Linked DNA regions of Mus musculus: regions 2 and 3 are each linked to region 1. Evidence: chromatin loops called from intact Hi-C (ENCODE). Cell type or tissue: left cerebral cortex. All regions are shown on one strand. Region 1 overlaps Rslcan18 (regulator of sex-limitation candidate 18). Region 2 holds the start of Rsl1 (regulator of sex limited protein 1). Region 3 holds the start of Zfp455 (zinc finger protein 455).

Region 1 (2,500 bases):
AAGAATTGCTTCGTCGTATCACCTAGTCCCCTGATCGGAATATGGAATCTCACTGCCCCCTCCTTCAGTGGAACCTGGTTCTGGACACAAGCCTAGAACAACAGAATAGAGTGGAAGTCACAAGAACTCTCGCACCTCCTGTCTGTGTGCCTCAGAGACATTTTGTGAGAGAAGTCCTGACAAACCTTGCCCTTCTCGAGTGTAGGTTCATCGTCCCTGTCCATTCCTTTTCCTCTCCTCGTTCTTCTAGAATGTAAGAGTTTATAAACCTTATAAACAAGAACACTAGATGTTTTACAAACTTTATAAACACGAGTACTTCGTTGCTATACAGTGCGGTCGTGACCAGAAACTCCACTTTCTCTAGACGAGCGGGGAAACCTGGCTACAGCCAGAAGAGAGTGAGTCAGCTAGTACCAGGATGCTTCCACAGCCAAGCTGGAAAGAGAGCTCCCAGCCTTGCCTTTCTTTCCACCATGTGGGAAGCATGTCTGAAGCAGCAGTAGACTGATGGCTGCTCCCAGCACCATCGCCGCCGTCCTCTCCGCAGCGCTGACTTAAATCCTGACTCAGCAGCCCAGCCTTGGTTAGAACAGCCCCTCCAAAGTGAGCTTTTCCCTATTTCATAGATGCCCCGTGACAACTCCTTTAAAGATGGACCTACCCGTCCACACTGCACAATCCCTCGGGCCTGGCGGGCTGCTCTGCACCCTGAACCAGCCTTCACCTCAGAGATCCAACTCCAGCAGGGTAGTTAGAAACTTGTTTGAGTCCAAAGTGGAAAAGGACTCGCTATGAAGGGCGGAACATGCGCAGAAAGAACTCAAAAGGCGCTCTGGCTTCCCTTGCTTGTTACGTCACATCGAGGGAGACTACATTTCCCATAAGTCTGTGTAATGGAGATCCAAGAGTCGCTGAATCCTATGTGAAAGGATGGAAACACACAGGTTCTGCCGCTAGAGGGAGACAGTGGAAGGAAATCAGGCTGCTTTTAAAGTCTTCTGCTCACAACTGTGATGTTGGAATGTGAAACCTTACGCTAATGTTTATTAAGTGTACTGGTTATTTCTGGTCACTTTACTGTGGTTTCACTCAGCTCTGCTAACTGTAGGAAAACGTTCATTTGACTCAATTTTTACTTGGAGATAATTACAAAAAACTAACATGGGAAGTCACCGCTACGTCTTTCGAATGTGCTTTGAAGACAGGTTCGGCGGCAGCCACCTGGTGGCAGCTGCTCCTGTATTGAAATGAAAAGAACAAAAAGGAATTGGAGGAAGCTGGGTGATGTGACAAGTTCCATAAAGTCAGGAGGCCTTGGTTTTAGTGTGCGACACTGAAAACAGCCCACACAGGAGAACCAAAATCAGTCTTGTGGTGGCAGGGACACAGAGAAATTATTCCCTGAATACCGTGGTCTCAGAAATATGTTCCCGGGAACACAAAATGAGCTACAAACCCACTTTGCAGCATGGATGTGTGTACCCTCCTGTCTTTTCATAAGGATTGTCACTCCTGTATCTGTCACTGCTGAGGTCAAATCATATACAAACTCTATACATGTTAGTACTTGCAACAGACACTGATTCTCAAGGAAACTATTTCTGAGCAGACATACTGGGAAGTTCATATTTCATTTTCTCTCACCATAAGCCACTCACATTTTCTCTCTATGGCGTTTTTGTTGTTACTACTTCCTTGAAATGATTGATCATGAGTTGAGTCATAGCAGGTGACAGGTATATAATACATTTACGTTATAATGTACTCGGGAAATGAATACTACACTGCGGTAAAGAAGGAGGCAATAATGACAAGAGAATCCTGCAAGGTTAACAATCCGAAGTATGTCTTCAGAAGAGGTACAAAACTACATTCCCAGTATGTCTATGTGTTTCCTGATGAGAGATGTGTTAATGAAGGTTCCTACAATGTATCTGGGGTAGTGGTACTAGCTCAGTATGTGGTGGCCATAGGGACTCTTGAAAATTGCACAAACAGTTGATTTTACTGGATTTTTCAGGAACATATTTTTAATATGACTTTTAGCAGGTATTTATTCATGTATTTTGTATGAACATTTTTAAAGTGAGGGAATAATATTACCTTCAAATATCACTTTCTTTTCTAAAGTAAAAACCTATTATTTAATGTTCTTTTCTTGGTTTAGTCCAAACAAGTTTTCTCTGTGTAGTCCTGTCAGTCCTAGACCTAAATCAGTAGACCAGAATGGCCTCCAACTCAGAGATCCACCACCCACTACCTCCTGAGTGCTGGAATTAAAGGCGAGCATCACCATGCCCAATGGAAATTTTAATTATATAATTTTCTTTCAATTTTATGTGTATATGTCGGTGTACACACGTATGTAGAATGTATGCATGTACTTTTTTTGTACATTAGCCTGAGCATGTTAGATTAAGGGACCTGATCCTCTGGAACTACTGCTACATGTACTTGAGAGCCATGATGTGCTTGTTGGAAACCAAACCCAGATTCT
Region 2 (2,500 bases), 64 kb after region 1:
GTGATCCCCTGGCTGTTTTGTTAGCAGCCCCATGTACACTGATTTCTGAGGGCTCTCAGAAGGAAATCCTAGTTGCAGGCTACTCAACTATTGTGGTGAGGGTGTATACCACTTTAAAATGTTTGTGCTCTGTACACTCTTGTTTCTACAGTACAACTCAAAGCCTTGTGCATTTATGTCTCACCTGCATACAACAAGTAGGGGAAATGACTGGATGTGTGACCTGCTTTTATTACAGACACCTTTCTACCAACAGATCAACAGTAGTAGTCTCTGTTGGACATAGGTAGCCTGTTAGCTGGTTTTAATCAATGCCTCCATGGGCTTCTTGTTGATCTTCTTTCCAATGTCTGAGAGTCCGGGGCATTAACTCAGGACAAGAGATTTAGAGGAATGTTAGATACACACATGCTTGGGTGTGGCATGGGGATGTCAAATTTTATCTTCAGAGTCAACCTCCTTGGCCTGCTCAAACAGCATGTGTTTCTGTATGTGTAATATTAGCAATGCCCTGGAGGAATTGTTTCTATATATTCAAAAAGTAGAAACACAAACAACAGTATACAAGTTTGTTGGGGCAGACACCAAGCCAGCTTTGTATCCCAAGTCCATTTGTCAAAAGCCACTGAGGAGCTAGGAGCATAGTCAGGAACGCCAAGGCTGGTTTCAAACATTTTATAAAGTTAGTTTTCCTTGCCACGTTGGTTAGTGTATTGCTTTGTTTATTTAACGAACAACTAAGTCAACGTGCCCCCCGTCCCGTCCCCCCCCCCCCGGCCAGGAAGTAGTAATATTAAAATTACTACTAGAAATGACTTGTAAGCCAAAAGTTTCTGTCAAAGGCTTGACTCAAATCCATACATCTCCGATGTGGTTCTGGGGTCGAAAACCAATCTCATTACCCACAGCTTTTCTGCAGATAAGGCTTCCTCCTTGCACCTTCAACTGTGTGTTCCCATCCACAAAACTCTCCAAACAGTAGACTTCACCCACCCTGGGTTCTGGGATTTCCTTCGCACAGACTTCTGGGAGATGTAGTCCGCACCACTGTGACCACTGGGAGCCTTCCAGGAAATCCCCTTCTGAGTTCAGGTCTGTACTCGTGCGTCTTTCTTAAGGTTGGGCGGAAATCGTATGCGGCTATCTATTCCAGTTGTCTCTGACAAGAAGGTTGGTCCAGGCAGCAGCGTAGCCTGGGGCTCTGTGCGGGATCTGTGTCAAGGAGGTTGGTTCAGGAAGCAGCATAGCCTGGGGTTCAGTGCCGGGAGCTGGGCTCTGTCTTGGAGGGAGCGCTTGAGGACTGGGTGGGAGGGCGGAAGCAGCTGCCAGGACTGGCTGTGCTGAACTGGCTGGGGCCACTGAGGCTGCAGTTTTGGAGTGAGGGGACTGGCCTTTTGGGATTGTGTCCTGAGTGAAGGTTTCCTTTAGAACACCGAGAGCAGCCCGAGTCTGCCTTGGTTCTCTGGTACACTGGAGCAGCTTGGTAGTGGAGGACTAGATTGCAAACTAATGGTGATGAGCTGACTACCTGCTCCTGAGAGAGTGCCAGAGCTCACAGACCTGCATTGCTGGAAGCGCGCGTCCCTGGCTGCCCCCATCTCACCTGGATGCTGCCAGAGTCCTTTGTGTCTTTAGAGTAAAAGGGTTTCTGGTCCCCGTGTACTCTGTAGCCAGCTTATAGCAATGGCCTTGAGGTCTGACTGTGTTCATTTTTCGCTGCCAGTAAAGAATTAAGAGAGGAAAAATCCGAGTTACAACAGCTGTCGTGTTGGGGAATTCTGGGACATAGCCAACATATCTGTCTGAATGCACGGAAAATCTTGGACTAGGGTTGAAGAAACACATGCAGTGGACACACAGGCAGGAATGTCTACAAGGCAGAGTGGGATCAAAAGGAGCTCACACCATGTTTCACCTTGAGGGCTGTGTTTACTAAACTTGACAGGACCTCCATCCCTACTTTACAGTTGAGAATTTTTAAAAAAATATTTATTTATTTATTATATGTAAGTACACTGTAGCTGTCTTCAGACACTCCAGAAGAGGGTATCAGATTTCATTACAGATGGTTGTGAGCCACCATGTGGTTGCTGGGATTTGAACTCAGGGCCTTTGGAAGAGCAGTCGGTGCTCTTAACAGCTGAGCCATTTCACCAGCCCCGAGAATTTTTTAAAAAGAGAGTGTCCGCTTGGCCCCAAATGGTTCCGGTCAACATGACATTATCAGGGCTTGGACTTGTTGAGGAAGTTTATGGACATTGTGTATATTTCTGCCATTGTTTCTGTTATCTTGTAACTTTGCTTCCCATGGTAATATGAGGTATAAAAGGGCGGTGAAAAATAAACTCGAGGCTGCTGTGGTATTGACCAGCAATCCTCCCAAGTCTATTTCTTGGCTCTGCATCTTTTCTGCCTCTCCTGTCTTTAATCCTCACTCCATACTCAGAGACTCTTTGACTCTTGACCCAACCTAGGAGTTGCTGCTTCGTGATCTGTGTTG
Region 3 (2,500 bases), 86 kb after region 1:
GAGTAATCTTGTAAGCACTTTGAAATAAGCAATTGATTGAATTACAACATCAAGAGACTTTGGGCTTTGACTGTCTTGGGACTATTAAAGTCTATGGGCATGTTGAGAAGTGAATTGTCTTTCTTAGAAACAGATGAAAGTGAAACTCTCAGAGGCTTCCAGGTTACAGAGTATGGTGTTTTTTTTTAACGTATTTGATTGTCAAATTCCAATAAACTTATTTGATATTTCTGATTTGTTTTTGAAATAATCATTTCTCTGTCCTGATTTTGAGAAACTGAGGTTAGTTCAGGGCAGATGCTTTGACTTTCAAAATATTGTCACATAGGAACACTTGTAGATCAGAGCAGGGAAAGGAAATTGAGTAAGAAAGATCAGACCTCTGCAGAGAGAATTCTAACAATGGATAATGGGCCAGTGGCCAGTACACATACCAGTGTGACCTCAGGAGCTGTGTCCTCCCAAGTGTAATCTGAGCAGGGGAAGGAACAACAACATCAACAACGGGCAAACATACCCAGTGGCTTATGTGTACCTGTGTTTGTGAACAACCATTGGAGACCGTTAAAATTGTAGTACAGCTCCCACTAAAAAGGAATTTCTTAAATATATATTAACATTTTAAAGTTTTAACTTTGTTAAATGATCTATACTCTCAATGTGTCCCTGACCAACTAACCACAGTATATACATCCTAATATTTACACAAAACTGTTTTTCATGATGTGGAATCTGATCCATGTATGTCTCATGCAGAGTGTAATTGCAAAGGAACAAGTATTATTTATTTATTTGCAATACTGAGTATTATGACAGAGTCTACATTAGAGTCGAGCGCTTTAAAGTAGGCCAAGTACCTACCATAGTACCTACCATAGTATAATAGTAAAGAAAACAGAGAGAAGGCTACAAATCTAAGACCAGGGAAAGACCACATTCAGTTCCAGGAATAGCTTCGCAAAGACTTCTGGGATATGTAGTCCAAGCAACTGTGCCATCACGAGGAGCCATCCAGGCAATCCCACTTTAGCTTTCGTTTTGTACATTGTGCCTTCCTCAAAGTTTTTGCGAGAGTCCTGAACGGCTGTACACGCCTGTTGTCTCTGTCATGGAGGTTGGTTCATGAAACAGCACAGCCTGGGGCTTTGTGCAAGCATCGGGCTGGGAAAAGGCGGGGAGAGTGGGTGTGGGGAAGGTGGGGACTGAGCGGACCTGGGCTTGGAGGGAGAACGGAAGAAAAGAAGCTGTTGGGATTTGTTGTGCTGATCTGGCTGGGTCACGTGAGGTTGCAGTTCTGGACCAGGAATGGGGCGATTGGGATTGTGTCTGAGGTGAGGGTTTTCATAGGACACCGCAGGGTGTCTTGGACATAGGAACAGACTGGTAGCAGGGGTCAGGATTGCAAGCTAGTGATGGTGAGATGACTACTTGCACCTGAGGCAGTGCTGGGAACTCTTTGACAGCTTTGCTGGGAAGCATGCTCCCCTAGCTGCCCCATTCTCAGGTGGATGCTGTCAGATGCCCCAGTCAGTACCTTTAGAGCAAATGGGGTACCTGGCCCCACTATCCTCTGTACCTGGCCTCCTCCTACGGTCCTGATTATGTTCATTTTCCCTATCAGTTAAGGAATTAAGAGAGAATAAAAATCCAAGTCCCAACAGGTCATAGATGGGAAAATCTGGAACAGAGCAGAGAGATCTGCCAGGATGGGAGGTCACTGAGAGTCTTTGACTATAGGTGAGGAAACACATGTAGTGGATACACAGAGGGAAGTCAGCAAAGCAGGCAACCTGCCACCTGGTTTTACCTTGAGGGCTGGGTTTCCTTAAACCTTGGATAGGTTTCCTGTTCATAAAGTAGGGTTGAATAATTGTAAATAAGACACAATGTCTGCTTGGCACACTATGATTATGTCAACGTGCCTTGATCAGGCCTTGAACCTGAGAACGTTTATGAGCAGGGTATTAGTATCTGGTGAAAATCTCGCGTGGCCTTGTTTTAGGGGGCCAGGCTTTTGTGTCAGGTCAGCAGGGTAAGGAAGAGCTCACAGACCTGTGTGTATTCTTGTGACTTAAAGTAAACAGACCTGTGATAGAAAGACACTTGAGCCTACTGTGAGGCACATTCCTGTCATCTCTGTATTTGTGAGGGGGAGGGGCAGGACCCTCTGGTCAACCCCTGCTTGATAGCAAATTCAAGGCCAATGTAGGCTACCTCAGTCTGTGTCAGAAAACATTTAATCATGCTTGATGGACGTGAGAAATACTCTCTATGATTCATTCCATGTCTTCCAGTGAGAGCCGTGGAAAACCCCTGCAATCAACACTTTGGTGTCTTACAAAGTACACATGCTTCCCTTCTGCCGACCCAATCCATGTGGGATTCAAACTTTGTTTTCACTAACATGCTCTTGTTAAAGATGGTACATTTGGGTGACTATTTGTTTGGATTTACTGTGTGAGGAAGGACTCTCCTCTTTCCCTTGCTTGATTATTCTTCC

What was found. Peaks named below come from ENCODE experiments on the same cell type or tissue, not always from the same donor. Only the 100,000 strongest peaks of a DNase experiment are listed, where the experiment ranks them.
Region 2: a loop joins it to region 1, with 2.9 times the contacts of the local background. A loop is called at or near these places in 2 of 42 quality-filtered maps.
Region 3: it touches region 1 in a loop (7-fold over the local background); 2 of 42 quality-filtered maps call a loop at or near these places.

Annotation. Positions count from the first base shown.
Region 1 is chr13:67,107,785-67,110,284 of GRCm38, forward strand. It overlaps Rslcan18 (regulator of sex-limitation candidate 18), which reads right to left. Exons shown (of 7, transcript NM_001256052.1): 3 at 186-269. Among named protein-coding and RNA genes, the nearest start is that of Rslcan18, 5.0 kb to the right of the region's middle. In left cerebral cortex, CTCF peaks have their summits at 980 (motif pointing right) and 1,183 (motif pointing left); a DNase peak (open chromatin) is centred at 903; H3K4me3 peaks cover 1,524 bases; H3K27ac peaks cover 1,061 bases.
Region 2 is chr13:67,172,084-67,174,583 of GRCm38, forward strand. It overlaps Rsl1 (regulator of sex limited protein 1), which reads left to right and starts at 1,099. Exons shown (of 4, transcript NM_001013769.1): 1 at 1,099-1,170. The coding sequence starts at 1,135. In left cerebral cortex, no CTCF peak of the experiment used is centred here; DNase peaks (open chromatin) are centred at 1,067 and 1,749; H3K4me3 peaks cover 1,280 bases; H3K27ac peaks cover 466 bases.
Region 3 is chr13:67,193,481-67,195,980 of GRCm38, forward strand. Zfp455 (zinc finger protein 455) reads left to right here and starts at 1,026. Exons shown (of 4, transcript NM_001048204.1): 1 at 1,026-1,114. The coding sequence starts at 1,109. In left cerebral cortex, no CTCF peak of the experiment used is centred here; a DNase peak (open chromatin) is centred at 1,091; H3K4me3 peaks cover 1,022 bases; H3K27ac peaks cover 722 bases.